2 separate regions of the Homo sapiens genome follow, and region 2 is linked to region 1. The links are chromatin contacts, found by Hi-C or POLR2A ChIA-PET in ENCODE. All regions are on one chromosome and are shown on one strand. The core of a region is the stretch at or near the end of the contact, and the rest is flanking DNA. Distances in the headings are between cores, read along the strand shown. Region 1 has its middle 15 kb from the start of GNA14. Region 2 has its middle 65 kb from the start of GNA14.

The links. A loop is a pair of places that touch in the nucleus more often than their neighbours do. ChIA-PET counts read pairs that join two places held with the same protein, here RNA polymerase II (POLR2A). Pooled maps may share reads with other maps.
Region 2: a loop to region 1 is called in a map of aorta, with 6 times the contacts of the local background. The contact joins two enhancer-like sites. A Hi-C loop is called at or near these places in 7 of 168 maps with a recorded cell type or tissue (PC-9, aorta, endothelial cell of umbilical vein and 4 more), 2 of 37 single-sample maps with no recorded cell type and 2 of 50 pooled maps. POLR2A ChIA-PET finds 5 or more read pairs at or near these places in 2 of 52 experiments (PC-3 and Panc1).

The regions. Positions count from the first base shown.
Region 1 is chr9:77,661,246-77,666,054 of GRCh38, forward strand. No RefSeq gene overlaps it. Among named protein-coding and RNA genes, the nearest start is that of GNA14, 15 kb to the left of the region's middle. Within about 2 kb of position 2,731, at least 3 of the 41 ENCODE cell types and tissues checked have a DNase peak (open chromatin) inside an H3K27ac peak, as active enhancers do.
Region 2 is chr9:77,710,963-77,715,890 of GRCh38, forward strand. No RefSeq gene overlaps it. Among named protein-coding and RNA genes, the nearest start is that of GNA14, 65 kb to the left of the region's middle. Within about 2 kb of position 3,294, at least 2 of the 41 ENCODE cell types and tissues checked have a DNase peak (open chromatin) inside an H3K27ac peak, as active enhancers do.

The DNA of each region.
Region 1 (4,809 bases), core at 1,481-3,980:
AGTGGACAATGGTTTGTGACAGAAGTCCGTTCAGGTTTGTTGACAGACTTTAGTTTTCCTTCCTGTGAGATGGGTTCAGTTAACGAAAACTCTGGGAAGGGACCAAGGGTAATTGTTTTCTTCTTTGTTCAACCTGGACTTGAAGCAGATAAGGAACTTCAGAGAATCCTATGCTTTGGGAAAACGGTGGGGGACGGGGTGGTGGTCAGAGAGAGCTTGAGGCTCCTTTTTCAGTTGAGCGTGTACAAAGCACCATATTTTGGGGTATCAGTTTCTGAGTCCCAACACTGGGTTGAAGTCAACCTATCACAAAAGGGGAGGCATGGCCTTAAGGTTGCTTATAATGTTGTTTCTATGATGCTGAAGGAATTGAGTTCTGCCTCAAAGCAGCAGGGCAAACAACAGGCTGGGGACAAACAGGCTGAGCAAGGCCCGAAGGCTGCTCCATTTTTGCTCCCTTCCTCCCATCCTCTCTCTCTCGACACTCTCCTCCAAGGTAGTCTCTCCCCCACCCCCAGGCTGTCGTGGGGGCTGAGGCAGATAAACTGAGGTGAAAAGTAGCAGCAGAATTTTCTCATCCCTCTGCCCTCTTCACCCAACCAGAGGCAGAGGCCTCCACTACAAGACACCCACTGCCCTAGTTTTGTTTCCCACTGCAACAGGAAACCAGGAGGCAGCTGTCGAGAATGAGGAGCAAGGCTGAGCGGTTTAAGACAACTCTCCTTGCTCCAAGCCTTTGCTTGAACTGTGTTCTCCTCTAAAACAAGAACTCGGAAATGATGTCTGAGAATCACCTGAAAAGCTGGTCAAAGCACGGATTTCTGAGCTGGACTCCAGAGATTCTGAGTCAGCAGGTCTGCAGCCCGTGGTGACCAACAAATCTCAGTTTACCTAGGATTTTTTCAGTTTTAGCATCAGAAGCCCAGCCCCCCTGGCAAGCACAGATGTTTGGTTACCCTAGGTAGGGCCCAAAGTTTTGCATTTCTAGAAATTCCCAGGTGATGCTGATGCCCTCATCAGCAGATAACACTCTGCCTGTGTGCCTCCCGGTTCAAGTGATTCTCCTGCCTCAGCCTCCCGAGTAGCTGGGATTACAGGCATGCACCACCATGCCCGGCTAACTTGTATTTTTAATAGAGATGGGGTTTCTCCATGTTGGTCAGGTGGTCTCGAACTCCCGACCTCAGGTGATTACCTGCCTCGGCCTCCCAAAGTGCTGGGATTACAGGCGTGAGCCACCGCGCCCAGCCTGTGTCCTCCTTTCTTTAGGATGTCTAGTTTAAAATATAAAATAACCTGGGGCTGCTCATGGTCATCTTTGCAAATACATGGAACAGTTCTACCTGAGTGTGGCACCAGCAAAGATACAAGCAAAGAGAAGCAGAGTGAGGAAGACAGTCATGTCCTGATTTGGTCCCCTGATATGAACCCCATATTCCCAGTTAACTGAGCCAAGAAATTTCCTTGTTTGTTTAAGCCAGTGTAGATTGAGTTTCTGTCACTTGCAATCAAAAGAATCATGGCTTAGGCTAGGCATGTGGCTCACGCTTGTAATCCCAGCATTTTGGGAGGCCAAGGCGGGTGGATCACCTGAGGTCAGGAGTTCGAGACCAGCCTGGCCAACATGGTGAAACCCCGTCTCTATTAAAAATACAAAATTAGCCAGGCATGGTGGTGGGTGCCTGTAATCCCAGGTACTCAGGAGGCTGAGGCAGGAGAATCGCTTGAACACCAGAGGTGGAGGCTGCAGTGAGCCGAGATTGTGCCATTGCACTCTCCAGCCTGAGCAACAGAGGGAGACTCCATCTCAAAAAAAAAAAAAAACATAAAAACCATGGCTAATGAACCTCACCTATGAGAAATGAAGAAGTAAGTGTTAGTGATAGGAAAAATATAATACCTTGAGGTCTAGTTATGATTATTTTACAGTGCCCTGATATTTCAATACCTACTTTATCAACTTCTGCAAGAAAGGATAATGGTAAATGGCCATCAGATTCTTCCTAGTTTGTCACAAGAATAAGCTGAACATGGACCAGGCAGTAGTTACACTTAATATAAATGAGCAAATGGGTCTTTTCAGCAACGTGGGGATCCTGTTTTGGTCTGACATTCTGCCAAATCGTCTTTCCTTCCCAGATGATCTTGATTGTGTCTTCAGTTACTACTTAAGGATCTGTGGTCAAATAGGTTTTTTTTTTTAAAAATGCTTGTATTCATAAACTATTTAGATGCAGCAAACTTACCAAATTTTGTGAGGACATAGAAGAATCTTTATGTTAAAGTTCTCCTGAACCTGTTCTTTTTATAAGCTGTCTCTCTTTGATATGGCATCAGTTGATTATTGAGAGCCAACTTGTCAGAAAAACCTGTACCTGTATCAAGATTATTTAGTTGAATCTGAAAAAAATAGAAGAAATAAGGATCCTGCTAATAAGGTCGAACATTCTAGTGCTTGCTTGGTAAAATTTGGAGAGCAAAGAGATCTTGGTGAATGATTACATAATTAAACTAAAAGATGGCTTTTCAGTGTCAGTGATTTTTGTTTCTGTTTGGATGATTATTTAAAAGAGTGACGTAGTTTCCCTCTGGCCACTGTCTTTATTTTCTTTGGCTTTTTGCTCATTTTGTGTGTAATGCACTGCAATGGGACCCTGAAGTCGCTAAGTGCCTTATGAGGAACTGGCTCCAATGACCTGCTTGCCAGTGCAAACAAGTCTGACAAGTTTAATGACCCCACTGAGCATAAAAGCAGCTGAGCCGGCCAGGCGGGCACAAGCTCTTCTCCGGTGGCATGCAACCAAGTCCAGGATTATTTCTGGTTTCAAATACTGAGTTTGGTTTTAAGGCTGTCTTCCAAACTACCCTGGCAACTGCTGTCTATCAATCATACCTTCTTTCCATCTTTCACAAATGTTTATTAGAATCTGCAGCTGGGGTCAGAGAGATGGGTAGGACTTGAACTCTTTTCTGATGGAACTTCCAGTCCTGTCAGGGAGATGGGTCTATCAATACACTTAAAAGGACACAGCCTAATAGTGCTGTGATGTGCCCCACAGGCTTAGGGATCATGGAGAAGGGGAGCTCTCTGCAATAGAGAGTATTTTCTCTATTAGAGACATTTTATTAATGAGTATGCTCGTGTGTAACACTCTTCCTCGGTAACGGTCATTTCTCAAAATACTTCTAAAAAAATAAAGAAAAAATCAGTTTCTCAGCTCTATGTGCTGTAACTCTATGATGAAGGTTTTCCCTACTTTTTATTTGGAGGTTTTTCAAACATACGGATAATTTGCAATAATGATATAATGAACAGTTGTAAACTCTTTACCTAGATTCACCAGTTGTTAACTTTCCCCCATATCTGCTTTATCTTTTTACTCTCTGAAAATATGAATTCACTAAATGATTTGAAAGTAAGTTGCAAACATCACGGCTCTTCTCCTCTAAATAATTCAACCAACACTGCCTAAAATAAGTGCATTCTCTTATAAACACACGATATTATTATTACACTGAGAAATGTAAAATTCCATAATATAACGTACAATCCATATTCAAATACACCAAGTTGTCTCAAAAATATTTTTTATGGCTGTTTATTATTTTAATCTAGGATATGATCAGGGTTTGTGCACTGGATTTGGTTCTCAGTCTAATCTAGAACAGTCCTCCTGCCTTTTGTTGTTTCTCATGCCATTGATTTTTTTTTTTGACACATTCAGGCCACTTGTACAATATCCCACAGTTTCTATTTATTTGATGGTTTTTCAGTATTTGATTCCAGTTTTTAAATATTTACAAGAATATTAAGGGTTATTTGGGCTCTTTATTTTACCATGTGATTAAAATTTAAAATCACACATTAAGATGTATCAAAGGCCAGGTGCAGTGGCTCATGCCTGTAATCCCAGCACTTTGGAAGGCTGAGGTGGATCACCTGAGGTCAGGAGTTCCAGACCAGCTTGGCCAACATGGTGAAACCCCATCTCTACTAAAAATACAAAAATTAGCCGGGCATGGTGGCACACGCTTGTAATCCTAGCTGCTCGGGAGGCTGAGGCAGGAGAATCGCTTGAACCTGGGAGGTGGAGGTTGCAGTGAGCCGAGAGCACGCCACTGCACTCCAGCATGGGCAACAGAACAAGACTCTGTCTCAAAAAAAAAAAAAAAAAAAAAAAAAAAAAAAAAAAAAAGGGTGGGGGGCGGGGGGTTATCAAAAACAAATCAGCTGATTTCTTTTCTGATTGATTAGAAGATCCAGTGATTGAAGTATTTACTATTCAAAGTGTGGTCAGCAGACCTTAGAAATATAAAACTGCAGGTTTATTAACTCAAAATCTGCATTTTAACGAGATTCTCAGGTGATTCAGGTGCAGGTGAGAGTTTGTCAAGTACCAATTTAAGACAGTAACTAGAGGATGGGTGTCCGGCACTGTGTTTTCCAAATCAAATGGTTACTTGCAGCAAACACTCTTAGGATACAATATCCATTTTCTCTTTTTCCCAACTTAGAAGTCCCCAATTTGTATTTAACTACAAAGCTACATTTTCAATCTTTTTTGAATTAGGAGGTGCCATGTGACAGAGTCTAGCTAATAAGTTGGAAATAAAGGTCACGGGGTGGGGGAGGTTCTAGAAAACAGCACAGATGCACCTGGCACTACTCTTCAAAGTGTGGTCAGCAGACCTTAGAAATACAAAACTGCAGATTTATTGAATCAGAATCTGCATTTTAACGAGATTCTCAGGTGATTCAGGTGCATGTGAGAGTTTTGCCCTTCCCCTTCCTTCTTCTTGGTACATAGA
Region 2 (4,928 bases), core at 2,044-4,543, 50 kb after region 1:
TCCTAAGGACATCTTTTACCAGCCATAAAAAATTGGAGAAAGTTTTTCTTCTTCCTTCTTCTCCCTCCTCCTCCTCCTCCCTCTCCCCTCCCCCTCCTCCTTCCCCTCCCCATCCCCCCTCCTCCTCCCTGTCCCCCTTGTTCCCCTCCCCTTCCTTCTCCCCCTCCTACTCTTTCTCCTCCCCCTCCTCCTTCCCCTTCCCCTCCTCTCCCTTCCCCTTCCCCTCCTCCCCTCCCCCTCCTTCTCTGAAGGCAGATGCTCTTTCTCAGAACATGGCCCAGAAAATGCTCCTTTACTTTTGTGATAGTTTTAAATATATGTTCTCTCTTCTCTGATTTTCTCCCAATGATTAAATGTCACCATATGTGCCAATTCTCTGATGGAAGATTCTTTCCTCTTTCCTTTCTGCCTCTATGTCAGCACCATCCTCTGGCCTGAGGAGCAAGAACAAAAGTCCATGGGTGTCTCCCAGGAGGCAGCCGATCTGAGCATCTGGAATCAATTACTCAGGGCTGGTGTGGATGCTCATCCTGGGAGTCAATAGACAGTGCTGGGCAGGTGGAGGAAGGGAGTACAGGGTCCCTCTTAACAGATGAAAGTAAAATAAAAATGTCTAAGTCACTTTTCTTCAACAATTAAAAGTTACTATTAGTTGGGTGAGGTGGTGCATGCCTGTAGTCCCAGCTACTGGGGAGACCAAGTTCCTGGGGAGATCGCTTGAGGCCAGGAGTTCAAGACCAGCCTAGGCAACATGGTAAGACCCCCATCTCTACCTCTAAAATAATGATTATTAACTATTAACTTATCTCTTTAAAATGCTGTAGAAGTAACTTTTTTTCTTTTCTTTTTTTTTTTTTGAGAGAGTCTTACTCTGTCGCCCAAGCTGGAGTGGAGTGCAGTGGAGTGATCTTGGCTTAATGCAACCTCTGCCTCGCGGGTTCAGGCAATTCTCCTACTTTAGCCTCCCTAGTAGCTGGGATTACAGGTGTGAGCCACCACGCCCGGCTAATTTTGTATTTTTAGTAGAGACAAAGTTTCATCATGTTGGCCAGGCTCATCTCGAACTCCTGACCTCAAATGATCCACCTGCCTTGGCCTCCCAAAGTGCTGGGATTACAGGCATGAGTCACCATGCCCGGTCTCTACATGTAACTTCTAAGAAACATAAATTTTTTCATAAGTATATTATTGTATAAATTTGTATTGAATAAGTTGTGTCATATTGTATAGATTATATTAGTACAGGTGTGTGTCTGTGTATCTACATATCTCTCACCACAGAATCTCCCACTGTGGGCCTTTGTGGCAAATTCATGTTATGCTAGGGTTCCAGGTACTAATCTTGAACCTTAACCATCAGCTGCAGCTGGTAGTCCATTCAAGGCAAAGTGTTTACTAGTCTCAGTTATGGCCTGTTGATTATTCCATTGTCTTTGACAATGAAAGCCATCCGTTGATCCTGTCTTAGTTGAGATTTCCCCCAGAGTAGGTCCTGTGTTAGGAGTTTGGGTGCAATGAATTTGAGAAGTGATGTCATAAAGAACCACAAGAGAGTGCACAAGCAAGACCACCAGGAGAGAGAAGCCAATAAAGGGTACATTCGCGAGCAAGTTTCACTGATAACAGCTGGGGCTGAGTCCTGCTCTGGGGGCCCTAGAGAGACCTGTAGGATGAAACTCAGGTTTATCTACTGAGGGCCAACAGCAGAAGCGTGTATCCACGGACTCCTGTCCCCCACTGGTCGTGTCACTCCTGAGGCATCAACTCCTGGTTTTTGGCTGGTGGCCAGGGAATGCTAGAAGGGTGCAGGGGGCTCCTGCCCTGAACTGCCTGCAGCAACCCCCTGGGTGGACTAGTGGGTATGGAACGTGCAGCGAGGCACCTCCAGCAGGTTGAAGAATAATTATAGAAGAACACAGTCCCCAAACTGTCTGTTCTGAGTCTGTAGTTCTGTACAAGCTGTGTGGTATGTGCCTGGTGTTCTGGCAATTCATCATCTGTAGTAGGAAGTGAGCAATCTACACAGAGAAGACTTAACTCAGGAATGGAAACGATAACATCTACAGGAATGTGCATCTAAAGTGTGGCTTTCGTAATGAGACAGACATTTCATCCAGTTTTTGTACCTGGTCTGAGACTCTTCCTGTCTGCTGGAAATACATCCCCTCATTGCCCAGAGACAGAGAAACCCCAGTCTAAGTTCAACTCTCCTAAAACAATTTAAAAAAAAAAAAAGTGCAATAATTAGGTATTCTTTCCTAGATTAAGGCAGAGTTTTGAAAAGAGCGGTGAGAGAACAGTTTTTTAAAAAAGAAAACGTGAGCTGTGGATTTTATGATACTTTTAGTCTCAATCATGTCAATATGAAGAATTACCTTCCATGAGATAAAATGCTTATAACCATAGGGATAAGCAAGCCTCACTGTATAGATGTGCGGATATTTGTACACGTGTATCTGTGTACACAGCGTCAAGATAAAACCATTTTGAGATTTTACATGTGTACCCACGTATGTGTAGAGACTATGTTTTTAAAAATATTAGGATTGATTTTACCCAATTGACATAAACATTTGTGTGGGGTTTTCCTCTTTATTCAGCAATGATTGAGTTGGTTGGAGATGCTGAGACATTAAACACACACACACACACACGCACACGCACACACACGTATTAGTTAAATTTGCTACCCAAACTGATTCCTTTTGAGTTTAAATATTTTGTATTTCCAGCAGAGCCGCCACTTGTCAGAGCCCATCATGGGTATGGGGCCAGTTTGCTTTTTGGTCATTGGGTCTGAGTCACAGGGGAGGGAATGCATATGTTTCTGGTGCAGTAAGCCAGGGTGGTCTTTCCTGCTGACACTCTCCAGGTTTACAGAAAGGCATCACCTAAAGCACCTGAGGATGGCATGCAGGGCACTTTGAGAGCCAGGTGTCAGCATCTCTTCTCAACTCCAAGTTCAGTGACAAAAGCAAGCTGGTCCCTTTTGCTAAGACTGCTCAGATTCCTAGAATATAACCATTGATGCTATAACCCCTGACATGGCACCTGTACTTCAGGCATGACTGGCTGGTGCCCTGACTGGACAGTAGGTTGGCAGGCAGTGCCAGGATTCCTAACAGATATGCCCTCCTAGGTGAGGTCTGCCTCAGGGCAGACACAGTCTTAGCAGCAGCTACGTTAGCGTCCTGGCAGCTGGACACAGTGTGGAATCTCCATTTGCAGACCTTGTCTCTTCCTGGTCCTTTTAAGATGCTTTTAAGACCCAACATAAAAGCACACGGAGCAAACTGGAAACAGATGGAGAGTCCCCAGGGCCCTTTAAGCAGTCTATCTCTGTGGGACAGGCCTAGTCTCCTGAGTTGCAAAAACATCTCTAGGGCTACGAAAGGGCTGAAACCTGGGAGCCCTGCCTTCCAGCTCTCTGTTAGTATGGTTCAGTGTGATTACTCTTAATTAAAGAGGGTAAGTTGCCTTATTTTATCCACAGGCTTATGAGACAGAAAAATATTCTGGCCTTTGCATTCTTGAGGAAAACAGGAAGAGAGAAAAATCAACAGAGATCAAATTCCAATAGTCTTGAGGCATAAGAATTCAAAGGGAAAATAATCTTTTCAGTACTCTCTATGCATCTTAGATTTTAAAGAGACCTACATTTTATAACCAGGGTCTTGTTTTGCAGGAATCTACGGGACTCCCTTAAAACAGACTGGATATAGCTCCTTGTAATAGCTGGATCCATGTTTTAGTCAGCCATGACAATGAAACAAAAAAAAATAACGATAATGCGTAATTTAAAACAAATCAGCCAGAAAGCCACTTCTAACCACTGCCTTTCACTCTCCACCCCTGATCAAATTTCAATAAGAGCTTCAAATATGGAGAAACTCATGAGTATGATAATCATTTGAAATTAGACAAAAAAGCAAGAAACTGGCTAGTTTACCATCTGAAATTGCTCTGCACACATTATGCAGTGTACCTGGTTGTTCCTTAGCATCAAGTTCCACCTTTTTGCTATGGCTTAATTGTCTCTCAAGAGGCAGGACTCAGGGCATCACAACCTGAGAGAAAAATGTGAGAAGGCAGGAAAGATGGGGAGTAAAGCAGAGAAGCTTTCAAGCCAACTGTTTTGTTACCATTTCCAGAAAGACAGGACAGAAGACAATCTGATGGCATAGGCTTGCTCTATGAGCCAAAAGGTCAAGTTAAATATTTGGCCCAATGACTGTTTAGTGAGTTTGTGTTTTTTCCTCTGGGTGGGGGTCTTTGGAATGATGGTACAAATAGATCATGGTCCTAAAGGGGTCAAACTCAGGTTAGAAGGCCAAAGAGAGGGGAGTGCTCCTGTATAGCTTAACACTCCAGTGTCTCTGCAGAACTAGGGTGTGGGAACCATCACTCCAGGCCTGTGCTAGATGACAGTCAGTGCCACGCCATTCCTTGAACAGTTAAGACAGAGAGAGAGAATACCATCTACTGGAAATGGTCTCTAAATCACACAAGGAGAGCTGAAGGCCTTTAAGCAAAAATGACACTCTCATCTCTTAGTATTTAGAGGGGACATATTCTGAAAAACAAAAATCCATAAGCAAGGGCTGGCTGCCAGTTGGAGTAACAGGAACAGGTTTTGCTTTTGCTGTGGCTTAAAGTCCCCACAAAAGTACCTATTTTCCAGAAAGCCACTTGCCACCATCACCTCCACTTAATAAAACTCCCAGGAGCAGCTGATTTTTAGCTGACCTCAAAAGCCTGGATGTGTTTCTAAAACTCAGAGAGGACACCTGTGACATGTCATTTTTCCCATGTGGAGTCTACCTATTCACTGCCAGTGTTGAAATGGGCAAAACTCTTAAGCCAGCCATTGGCCTGAGTCCAGTGTGCTACCCAGTAAACCAGGGCAGATGTGTGGATTCTTTTTACTG